Regions from separate parts of the Mus musculus genome. Here region 2 is linked to region 1. The links are chromatin contacts, found by POLR2A ChIA-PET in ENCODE. All regions are on one chromosome and are shown on one strand. The core of a region is the stretch at or near the end of the contact, and the rest is flanking DNA. Distances in the headings are between cores, read along the strand shown.

Evidence for each region. ChIA-PET counts read pairs that join two places held with the same protein, here RNA polymerase II (POLR2A).
Region 2: POLR2A ChIA-PET joins it to region 1 with 34 read pairs in Patski. The contact joins the promoter of Zbtb7b here to the promoter of Trim46 in region 1. POLR2A ChIA-PET finds 5 or more read pairs at or near these places in 2 of 5 experiments (Patski and embryonic stem cell).

What each region holds. Positions count from the first base shown.
Region 1 is chr3:89,243,752-89,248,533 of GRCm38, reverse strand. Trim46 (tripartite motif-containing 46) reads left to right here and starts at 2,637. Exons shown (of 10, transcript NM_183037.2): 1 at 2,637-2,819; 2 at 4,123-4,384; 3 at 4,607-4,782. The coding sequence starts at 2,757. Krtcap2 (keratinocyte associated protein 2) reads right to left here and starts at 2,096. Exons shown (of 5, transcript NM_025327.3): 1 at 2,019-2,096; 2 at 1,602-1,756; 3 at 1,406-1,469. The coding sequence starts at 2,022.
Region 2 is chr3:89,391,436-89,396,217 of GRCm38, reverse strand. Zbtb7b (zinc finger and BTB domain containing 7B) reads left to right here and starts at 2,840. Exons shown (of 3, transcript NM_009565.5): 1 at 2,840-3,183. Gm15417 (predicted gene 15417) reads right to left here and starts at 4,354. Exons shown (of 2, transcript NR_040403.1): 1 at 3,712-4,354.

The sequences.
Region 1 (4,782 bases), core at 1,388-3,887:
CTGGGCAACATAGTGAGATCCCGCCTCAAAAGTAAATCAATAAATAAAATGTTCTAGAAGGGCGGAAAGCAGGCGTGTTCCCATGACTTAGGAAAGAGGATTATGGCTTCTCTAAGAGGACAGGATACGGATGAGAGGGTGGAAGGGGCTAAGAGGTCCACTTGTCCAGCTGGAGCCAGAAAGGAAGGCAAAGAAGAGGATTTTTTTCTTCTCACTTCAAGACAGGTTTCACTGTGTAGCTCTGGCTGTCCTGGAACTTGCTCTGTAGATCGCGCTAGCCCTGAACTCACAGAGACCTGCCTCCCTCTGCCTCTAGTGCTAGGATTAAGAGCCTGTGCCATCACTGTCTGGCTGAAAGACAAGGTTTTTGCCTTCCAACAATTTCTTTCAGCATATAAGAAACACATGGGACAGAGTGGAAGAGACAGAAGCTCTGGGCATTGCTGGGCGGAAGCTCTGGAAACCTCCAACAGGGCCGTGAAGACAGCAACAATGGCGGGCTTCGGGGTTTCTGGGTGAGTCTTTCACGGGGCCACAACTGCTTGCTTTTCCCAGCATGTGGCTTTCCAAGTGGCTCGGTCCTGATGCCGACTTTGTTTTATGAGCCCTATTCTCCATCAGATCTCTATATGAACCATCTAACAAGAATTATCACACACAAAAACTGATCTATCAGGGCTGGAGATGTGCCTCCATTGGGAGAGAGATTGCCTAGCATGTTCAAGGACCTGGGCTTAATCGCCAGCACCTCATAAACTACATGAGGTAGTGCTAATCTCAGGACCTGGGAAGTGGAGGCAGGAAGATCAGCAAGTCAAGGGTTTAGTCATTCACAGCCACACAGGAAGTTCAAGGCCAGTGTGGGCTACAGAAGGGAGGAGAAGAAAGGAAGAGAGAAACAAGCGGATGCAGAGAAAGAGAGTGAGCTCTAGCGGTTATTCTCTATTCTCCTTCTGTCAGGGGTCCTGCTATTGGTAACATCCCAGTGAACACAGACTTCACAATCTCCTCCAGCAGCAGTCAATAGTGCGGGCTCAGTTCCACATCAGAATCCCTCAGTGGGCTTGGTTTTGCTTTCTTCTCTCACAGGGACAAAGAACACCTTCTCCTGGATGCCTATCAGACATCAGCCCAGGCTTGACTGTTCACTTGAAACCTGTCCTGAGAGCAGACCAGGTTGGCCTTTTTCTTTCTTTTCCTCTCCCTCCCCTCCCCTCCCCTCCCCCCTTTTTGTGCTTCTCTTCCAGCTCCAATAAAATGCTTAATCTGAAAGCATCTTCTGTCTTCAAGATTGTGTTAAGCAAATGTATTTCTCCTTTATCATCTAAGCACAGGGAAATTCGGCATCATGTTTGGGAGAGGTTTAAAAAAAAAAGAGTCCAGTTAACTATTGAGTTTCACTTACTCTCAGGGAAGATTTTTGCTTGGAAGCCTTTACCAAAGACCAGATTCTCCAGATTATTGAAGGCCTGGGTGATGTAATTAAGGAGAAACTCACGCAACAAGATAGGAAGTAGAGGGACTGCAAAGCCCTTGCCACCCACTCCCGCCCATGTTCTGTTCATACACCCCCGCCTCCCCTTCCAGCGCGAGGAAGATACAGTCAGGGAGAAGACGAAAAGGCCGGAGCCCAGCAGGCCCCCCTGAATGGTGAGCCACTCGGTGGAGGCCAGCTGGCGGCTGTAGATCTGCATGCCAGCGAAGAGCAGCAGGGACAGGAGGGAGGACAGCGCCAAGGAGGTCCCGGTACCGACTACTATAAATGAGAAAAAGAGTCAGGCTAAGATTCAGGCAGATTCACTCCGGAGCTTGGCTCACCAACCACTTCCAAGTGACCCAGCCCCCACCCCACAGCGACCTCCAGGAACCACCCGGCCCTGCACACCCAAGTTCCCGCCTGTCCGGAGGAAATGCTAGTTCCCAGGACACGTCAGCTTTACCGAGGCTACGGAGAAAAGAGGACCACCCCAACGCCCACTCCCGCTAGAGCAGCCCGGGCATCCCGCCGGTGCGGTTACCCATCACGCCCCGTCCGTGGTCCAATCCGTGTCCCTGGAGAAAGAGGGGAGCCAAAGCCGGCGCGGTTGTCTGTACGCAGGCGTCGGGGCCAACGTGGACTTGCTTTACTTCTTCCTCTACGCGCCTTGGGTGCAGCGCCCTCTTGTGGCAAGGAGGAAATAATGCTTCTAAGAGCATTCTAGGCCACCGCCCTGCTTGGTCTCCAGCCTTCTGTAGCCAAGGCATCTGCTGTCTCTCTGGACAAGCTGCACTCATCTTTCAGTCATGATCCCATGGCCTAGAGTCACCTGTGCCTTCATTGCTATTCATGTCATCTCCCGTACAACTTCCTCAGACCTCCCTGACCCACTATAATTGCCTCAACAACTCCCGAAGATATGTGCCACCCAAGATGTAGCACCGTCCACCTGGAGTTGTTCTTCTGAAACGAGCTTCGTGCTTTATGTGAGTAGTATGACCAGGAATCGATGCAAGCTTCTAATAGGAGGAATGGTTCCTACCTCAAATACCCTCCATGTTACCCACCCCCTAGACCGCCTTTGGAGAACCACGTGGGAAGAACTATTTCCCACCCCCTACCTCGACGGACGCAGTTCGAAGCTAGTCCCTGGAGCATGCGCAGTGACATCTCACCCTCCCCACCCCTCCCTTCACCCCACCCGGCTCCTGCATTAAGCCCCGGGTTCGCAGCAGCAGCCAGGATCGGGCACCCGGGGGCGGGCGGGCACAGTAGGGCCATGGCTGAGGGTGAGGATATGCAGACCTTCACTTCCATCATGGATGCACTAGTCCGCATCAGTGTGAGTTAAGGTGGGGTCAAGGGGAAGGGAGGGGATGTAAAGGGTCGGGGCAAGCCAGACCCTTGAACAGGTGGGGGTCCAGGAAGAATATGGATTATAGAGAAGGGATTAGTTAAGACAGAAATGACTGGGAGGGCGGAGACGCAAGTGTGGAGGGATCCTGGGGACAGCCGAGTGGTGAGACTCCCGTTTGCTGGGGTGTAGGCAGCGAGAAGCTGCCCGGACCCAGCGGGTAGGCTTGGGGTAGCTGCCAGGCGTGCACCAGGGCTATGAGAAGGGGCATGTGTGAGCTTGGATGTTTTCCAAGAAACTGAGGACAGGTGTGGCGGGGGGTGGGGTGGGGTGATGAAAAAACCGCTCCTGGGTGCAGTTCCCAATTTGGACCCCTCCCGACCACCCCCCCTACCGCCCCCAACCCCCCCCCCCGCTAGCTGCCGTGCAGCCTCCCGTTGCCATGGTAACCCGTGCCCGTCTCTCCCAGAGGCGGTGCCAACCCTGCTCCCCCCCACCACTTCCTTCCCCCTCCCTCCCTCTCCCTCCCTCCTTTGTGTCAGCTGCGCCCCTGACCGGGATGGCTGCGAAGAGAGGGACCAAGGTGAGGTGTGGGGGTGGGGAATAGCCAGAAGACCCCTCACCAAAAGGGGGAGGGATACTTCCGGTGGGGAGGGGGCAGGTAGGCGGGGCGCTCCTTCCTCCCCCACCCTAGATTGAGCAAAGGGTTGAAACAGGCCGAATTTCTCCACCAGACTGGGTCTGATAGCTCTAGTATAGAAGGCAAAGAGAGATGGGTTGATTTGGGGAGACTGGAAGAAATAGAATTGAAGAATGGAGGATGGGTGCTGGGGCGCCGGCCAGTGCCCAGCCGGTTCAGAGAGCTAGCGCACCCTGGCCGCGGGGAGCAGTCATGCGTCTAAGGGTTGCTAGAGAAAGGGGCGGGGGACAACACCCAGCTGTAGAATGGGTGGTGCCCTTGAAATAAATGCTATTAATCCAGAGATGGAGGGATGGAGACAGGTGAGGCGGGAGGACTGCCTGCCAGCACTGCTGCAGCGGGAGTGATGGGGGTGGGGCGCGATGGTGGGGGAGGCCAGAGCTCCAACTGTACCTTCTTGGTGGACCTTAAGCTCCCCAAGAGGGGCGCTGAAGCAGGAGACAGAGAGCTGGGGAGGTGTGTGAACCAACGAAGGCGGGTACTGGGCCAAAGCAGTAGGTAGCTTGTGCTGCCCTTCCTGGCAGCCAAGGGACCGGGCTGAGATTTGCCCAAGTGTCCTAGCTCTCACACAACCTCCTGGTCCCTCCACAGACAAGCATGAAGAACATGGAGAAGGAACTGCTGTGCCCAGTGTGCCAAGAGATGTACAAGCAGCCACTAGTGCTGCCTTGTACCCACAACGTGTGCCAGGCCTGTGCCCGGGAGGTTTTGGGCCAGCAGGGGTACATAGGCCATGGTGGGGATCCGAGTTCGGAGCCCACTTCTCCTGCTTCCACCCCTTCTACCCGCAGCCCCCGCCTCTCTCGGAGAACTCTCCCCAAGCCAGATCGCTTGGACCGGCTCCTTAAGTCAGGTGGGGCTGGGGCCTGTGGGATGGGGTGGGGATGTAGAAAGATGGAAGAGGGTCAGGGGCATCTGTCTGTCATTCTGGGGTGGAGCTTCTTACTGCTTGTCTGAAATTCTAATGAGAGCTGATCTCTGGCGCAATGAAATTAATTCCACGTTTTAATTGATCAGATGTCACCCACCCCAGCCAGCTGTAATTCTCACCTGTGCCTCCTGGGTCCATCTACAGGCTTTGGGACATACCCTGGGCGGAAGCGTGGTGCCTTGCACCCCCAGACGATCCTATTCCCGTGCCCAGCCTGCCAAGGCGATGTGGAGCTGGGGGAGAGGGGCCTTTCCGGGCTTTTCCGAAACCTGACCCTAGAGCGAGTGGTGGAGAGGTACCGCCAGAGTGTGAGTGTGGGA
Region 2 (4,782 bases), core at 1,591-4,090, 150 kb before region 1:
CGGCGGGTTTTTCGAGGGAAGCGGAGGCAGCCGCGGGAAAGGGGCGGGGGAGCAGCGATTAGGTGGGCGCCTGGAGCAGACCGAGGAGCTGCTTTCAGCTCAGTGCCCCCACCAGAAACAAGCCCCCAGACTCACTTTAGGACCCTGACATGGAAAGCCTCGCCTCCAGCCGCACACTTCCTCCGGGACTCTGCAAACTTGTAGCTGCTCAACTCTTCTGTGTACTTGGACCAGCCAGTCTCGAAACCAGGCCGCCACCCAGAGTCACTATTCCCAGCCTTAGTTATAAAGTCCTTCTTGCTGCGGCTTTTATCCTTCTCAGGGCAAACATCTCATTCTCGGGGTATTTACTCACCTACTTCTCTCGTGCATTAAAGTCTAGAATCTAGAAAGTTGCCTGAAGATGTAAGTCTGAATGTGAGGATGGGGGACGCTCACCAGGAAGCCCCTGCACACCCCACACTTGCCTTCCAGTTCTATAGCAGCTCAGGTGTATATGGGATTGATATGGGGGTCAGGGGAGACGCCAGATTCCCAATAAGGGGGCGGGGTTCCACCAGCGCTTCTTGGCCTCGGTCTCTGGTTTGGCAGTTACGACCCAAAGCGGGGGAGGGGATTTAGACAGAAATTTCAAGTCCGTGTTCCCCCAACATGAAAGGGAACTAATAACTATTTGTACCACAAGGAAAAGCAAACATGGAAACATGAAATGGAAAAGAGCCACTAAGGAACTAACAGTAGATTTCCAGAACTGCTAAAGAATGATAATCCAGCCGCAGAAAGACCCGGGTTGTGTCTAGCCAGAAGCAATTCCAGAGGCAGGGGTGGAACAACAAAGCGGTTCGCGTCTAAGTCCCTTAGAGCTAGTGACAAGACCCTCACTCTTCTGGAGCCCTGGGCCACTTTCCTACCCTCTCCCAAATCTTTTTCCTAGATCTTGTACCCTTCTCGTGAAAGCAGTTTTCCCTCCACTTTACTTAGGTGTCTAGTACTGTTGCCTAGCACGGCTTACTCCCTGGTCAGCAGGACCCTGACAGTAGAAGGAAGGGAAAAACCCTAGTCCAGACACATCTTGCTCGGAATCCTTCCGACAGTCCTGCGGGGCCGCTAGGAAAACCTGGAGCAAAGATCAGACTTGACCTAGGGCGTGCTGGTGTTGGGGGCGGGGGAAAGCGGGACAGAAACAGATAGGAAAACCCGGAACGGATTGCTTGAGCCAGAGTTCCTCATGCTAGCCACTGGTCCCTATTGCCCCCCTAATTCTCCAGTGAGATAATGTCTGGGGTGAGGGGCTGTTTAGTTTGGCTTGAGCCCTCCGGGGCGCCTCACACTTTCCGCCCCTGGCTGAGGGGCAGAGCAGCGGCCTCGAGGCTGAGTCATGGGGGGGGGGGGGGGGGGAGAAAGAGGGAGGGAAGGGCCGACTCCACCCCTCCCCCTGCTTGGGGATCCCGGGTCAGCCCGGGTGAGGGCCAGGGCCCCCCTGGCACCGCCCATTGTGGTCCAACAGGTTGAGCTGGTGTCCTGCGGAGCCACCTGCTGGAAAGGGAAGGAGGCCCCCTGCGGAGGGAGCTGGGAAAGAGAACAAGTCCGACCCGGTTCCGCCTGGCCTGCTGCTGCGAAGCCGAACCTGGTCCTAGAGAGCGGGATTTGACTCCGTTTGAAACGAGTAGGAGGGGCCCTTTTGGGGTCTATAGCATCGCCAGCCCAGTTGTAAGCGTCCCTCAGAGACTACCATTCTTTGGGTCGGGCACTTAAATACGAATACCGGTTTTTCCCAAACCCACTTAAGCAAACATCCTAAACCACCCAGGTCTCTATCGTCACCTCGGGGTCTGAGTGAATCTGCGCCAAGATCCCTCCACTGTAGGGTCTCAGTTTCTCCACTAAAAGTACCGGCTGGTTGAAGGCAAAGCGTCGGGGCCCCAGAGGGAGCGCACCTCCCCCTTCCCCTTCCCAGACTCAGTCCCTCCCCTTTGAAAATGCCAAGGCAGCAACGGGCACTGGCTAGAGCGCAAAGGCTCCTTGCCCCGGGCACTGTTCCCTCCCCGCGGGGCGCCGTCACGCGTGGGGAGGGACACAGAGTGCCCACAGACTCGACTCCCCCGCTCCCTCGGAGGGGGATGGGCCAAGAGGCTGAAGCTCAATGTCTAGAGGTTCTCTCTCTTCCTGGGGCTCTGACCTGGTTAAAGCCCCTCGGCAGGACCCCACTCTTTCTAAATTTTAGGTCTTCATCCCCAGCAGCGTATCCGTAACCTCTCATACCATTCCCTCCCCAGGTGGTGACCCTACAGAAGCCCCTCTTGAAAGAGAGGAAGTCCCTGAGGGGGCTGCTCCATTCCCTGGCCACTGCGGACACTGTCTTCGGCCTCCCTCCCCTTCTGGTTTCTGGCCAGCCCAGGCTCCACCCCCTCCCTGGATGAACCCTAGGCGCGTCCCACATGGGATAGGCGGGTGTTCAGGCCAATGGATGGGCAGGGCGGTGGCGTGCAAGGGGTGGAGCTGGGCAGCAGCAGAGGGCTGGACGGGGGTCGGAGGCGGAGCTCCAGTTAAGGTGGACCGGAGGAGATAGTGGTAGAAAGCAGAGAGGGAGAGGGATCGCGGCAGGTGAAGGGAGTTTGAAGGAAAGAAGGGAAAGGAAAAGGGTGGGAAAGGCTCAGGGAGCGAAGCAAAATCTCGGAGAAAAGGGACGAAAAGGAGGGAGGGACCCATATGCTCCCTGCTGGAACTAGCTGTTGGAAGAGGTGGAAGTTTATGTCCTTATTGGGCGGAGGGAGGGGGTGCCTGGGGGGGGCGGATGAAAAACCAGGAAGTGACAGAGGGTGTTGCTAAGGGTGGGGGGGGAGTTTGGGGGTGGCAGGGGCGGGGGGAGGGAGGGGAGGGATGGGGGGAAAGCAAGAGAGAGGACAGGTGAGACAGCAGGACAGGTGAGGCGGGCCTTGGGGGGGGGGGCGAGTGGAAGCCAGGTGAATGTACGGCTCTCCGCGGCCAAGGGGGGGGCGGGCAACAGGAGGAGGCAAAGGGTGGCGGAGGAGGAGCCCCCCAGCAACGAGCAGCGAGCCACTGACCGCGGCCTTCTGACCAGGACCGGAGCAGAGCCCCAAGCCCCCCAGCCTGGCGGGGGACGCGCTTCTTCCTACACCCTGTGCCTCTGCAGCTCCAGCGAACGGACCCAACGGCTGAAAGGTAAGTGAACCCCACTTTTTGTCCCTTGGCTCGGGATACACTAAACTCGAGCCTACTGCAGTGTCCTTCGTGCGTCCTGTGAGACCCCTGTACACACACGTACACACACACACACCAGATTTCAACCAGTCGCATTCCCTGTAGCTTTCCTGGGTCTTTGGAATTGGTTTTAACTTGGAGGAAAGGTAGAGAACTATGGACTATTGGCCTCCCCCCAACTCTGAGCGGAGGGTCTCCAGAAACTTTCTTTGCACTTCTAATATCATACAGACTGTGAGCTACGGGATGGAGAGGGGGTGAGCTGCACTGAACTTACCCCTACCCCCAGTCGCTTTTGTGACTTTAGGGGGAGACCCCAGACCCGACCGAATGGAGGGAATGGAAACCCTGACGGACTATAACTAGGACAACGCGTGTCCCCACCCACCCACCCAGCTCCGCGCCCCCCTGGCACGGTGGGCTGGACCCAGGCCAGTGGCACGGGGGGTGGGGGGCAGCGGGAGGAACCGCGGCTTGGGGGAAAGTTACCGGCTGGACTATTCGGTTTCTTGCGCTTCCAGAGCCGCGTCGTCTCTCCAGCGGTAGTGCGGCTCAGCAGGACGACCCCTCTGCCCCTCCCGCTCCGCAATCACATTCCGGTCTCTCAAGCCTCAGGCCCACCGCCACCTTTTCAAAGTCAGCTTTTGCTCTCACAACTCCAGTGCGAGGGTGGGTGATAAGAACTCGACCTACCAGCGGTCTTGCCGCCGGCGCCGGCGCACCTGCCCTGAGCAGAGTGGGGGTCGCTGTGTGGTAGAAACCTAGTGCGCACCGCTGGCCGAGGTTGGCCATTCAGAGGGGTGGGGGGCGCTGCTTTCCATTTCCAGCTTTCTCTCCCCTCCTCCCACCCCACCCAAGTAAGAGAGCGACGTGTCCTGGCCAGAGCGGGGGGGGCGGGAGTGGGGGGGCAGCGTGGGCAGCGGGTTGTGCCCGGACACGTGCCTGCCCAGGCGCCCCGGCCCTGCTAGTGTTTGGAGAGAGGGCGGGTCCCCTGCCCCCCGCCCCGCACAACCCCCATGTATCAAAGGGCGGCTGAGACGTGGTGAGACCTCGGGGCGCCCTGGGGGGGCGGGGGGTAAGGCGGGGAGCCTGGGTCCGGAGCAGGGGAGGGGCAGAGGCGCCGGTGCTAGCTGACCCACAGGAAACGAGCACTGCTGACCTAGTTTGGGACACCGGAAGTGGGTGCTGGGGAGAAGGGGAGACCGGCAAGCTGTCCTGGCTTCCGGGCCAGGTGGAGGGCGTTCTTGAATTGACCCCCTCCCGAATGCCTTAGAGACCCCTAGCTGCAGCTGAGAACGGGAATGAGTCAGCGCAGCTATTTCTCCTTCCCCCAACTTATTCCCAGAGGAGGGGACCGTTTATCAAGGGTTGGGGGGAGTCAGATTGGGAAGTGAGGAGTTAAATAAACCAAGATAGGAACTCTCTGTTCCCTCGAGGCAGTGTGTGTTTTGGTGAGGGGGGGGGCGCTAAGGCCTGGAGGATTATTCGGTTGCGTTTTGCTACCCCACACACACCAACTGGTTTGGTCACCCCTGTACCCTCCTGGCACTGCTTATGGAG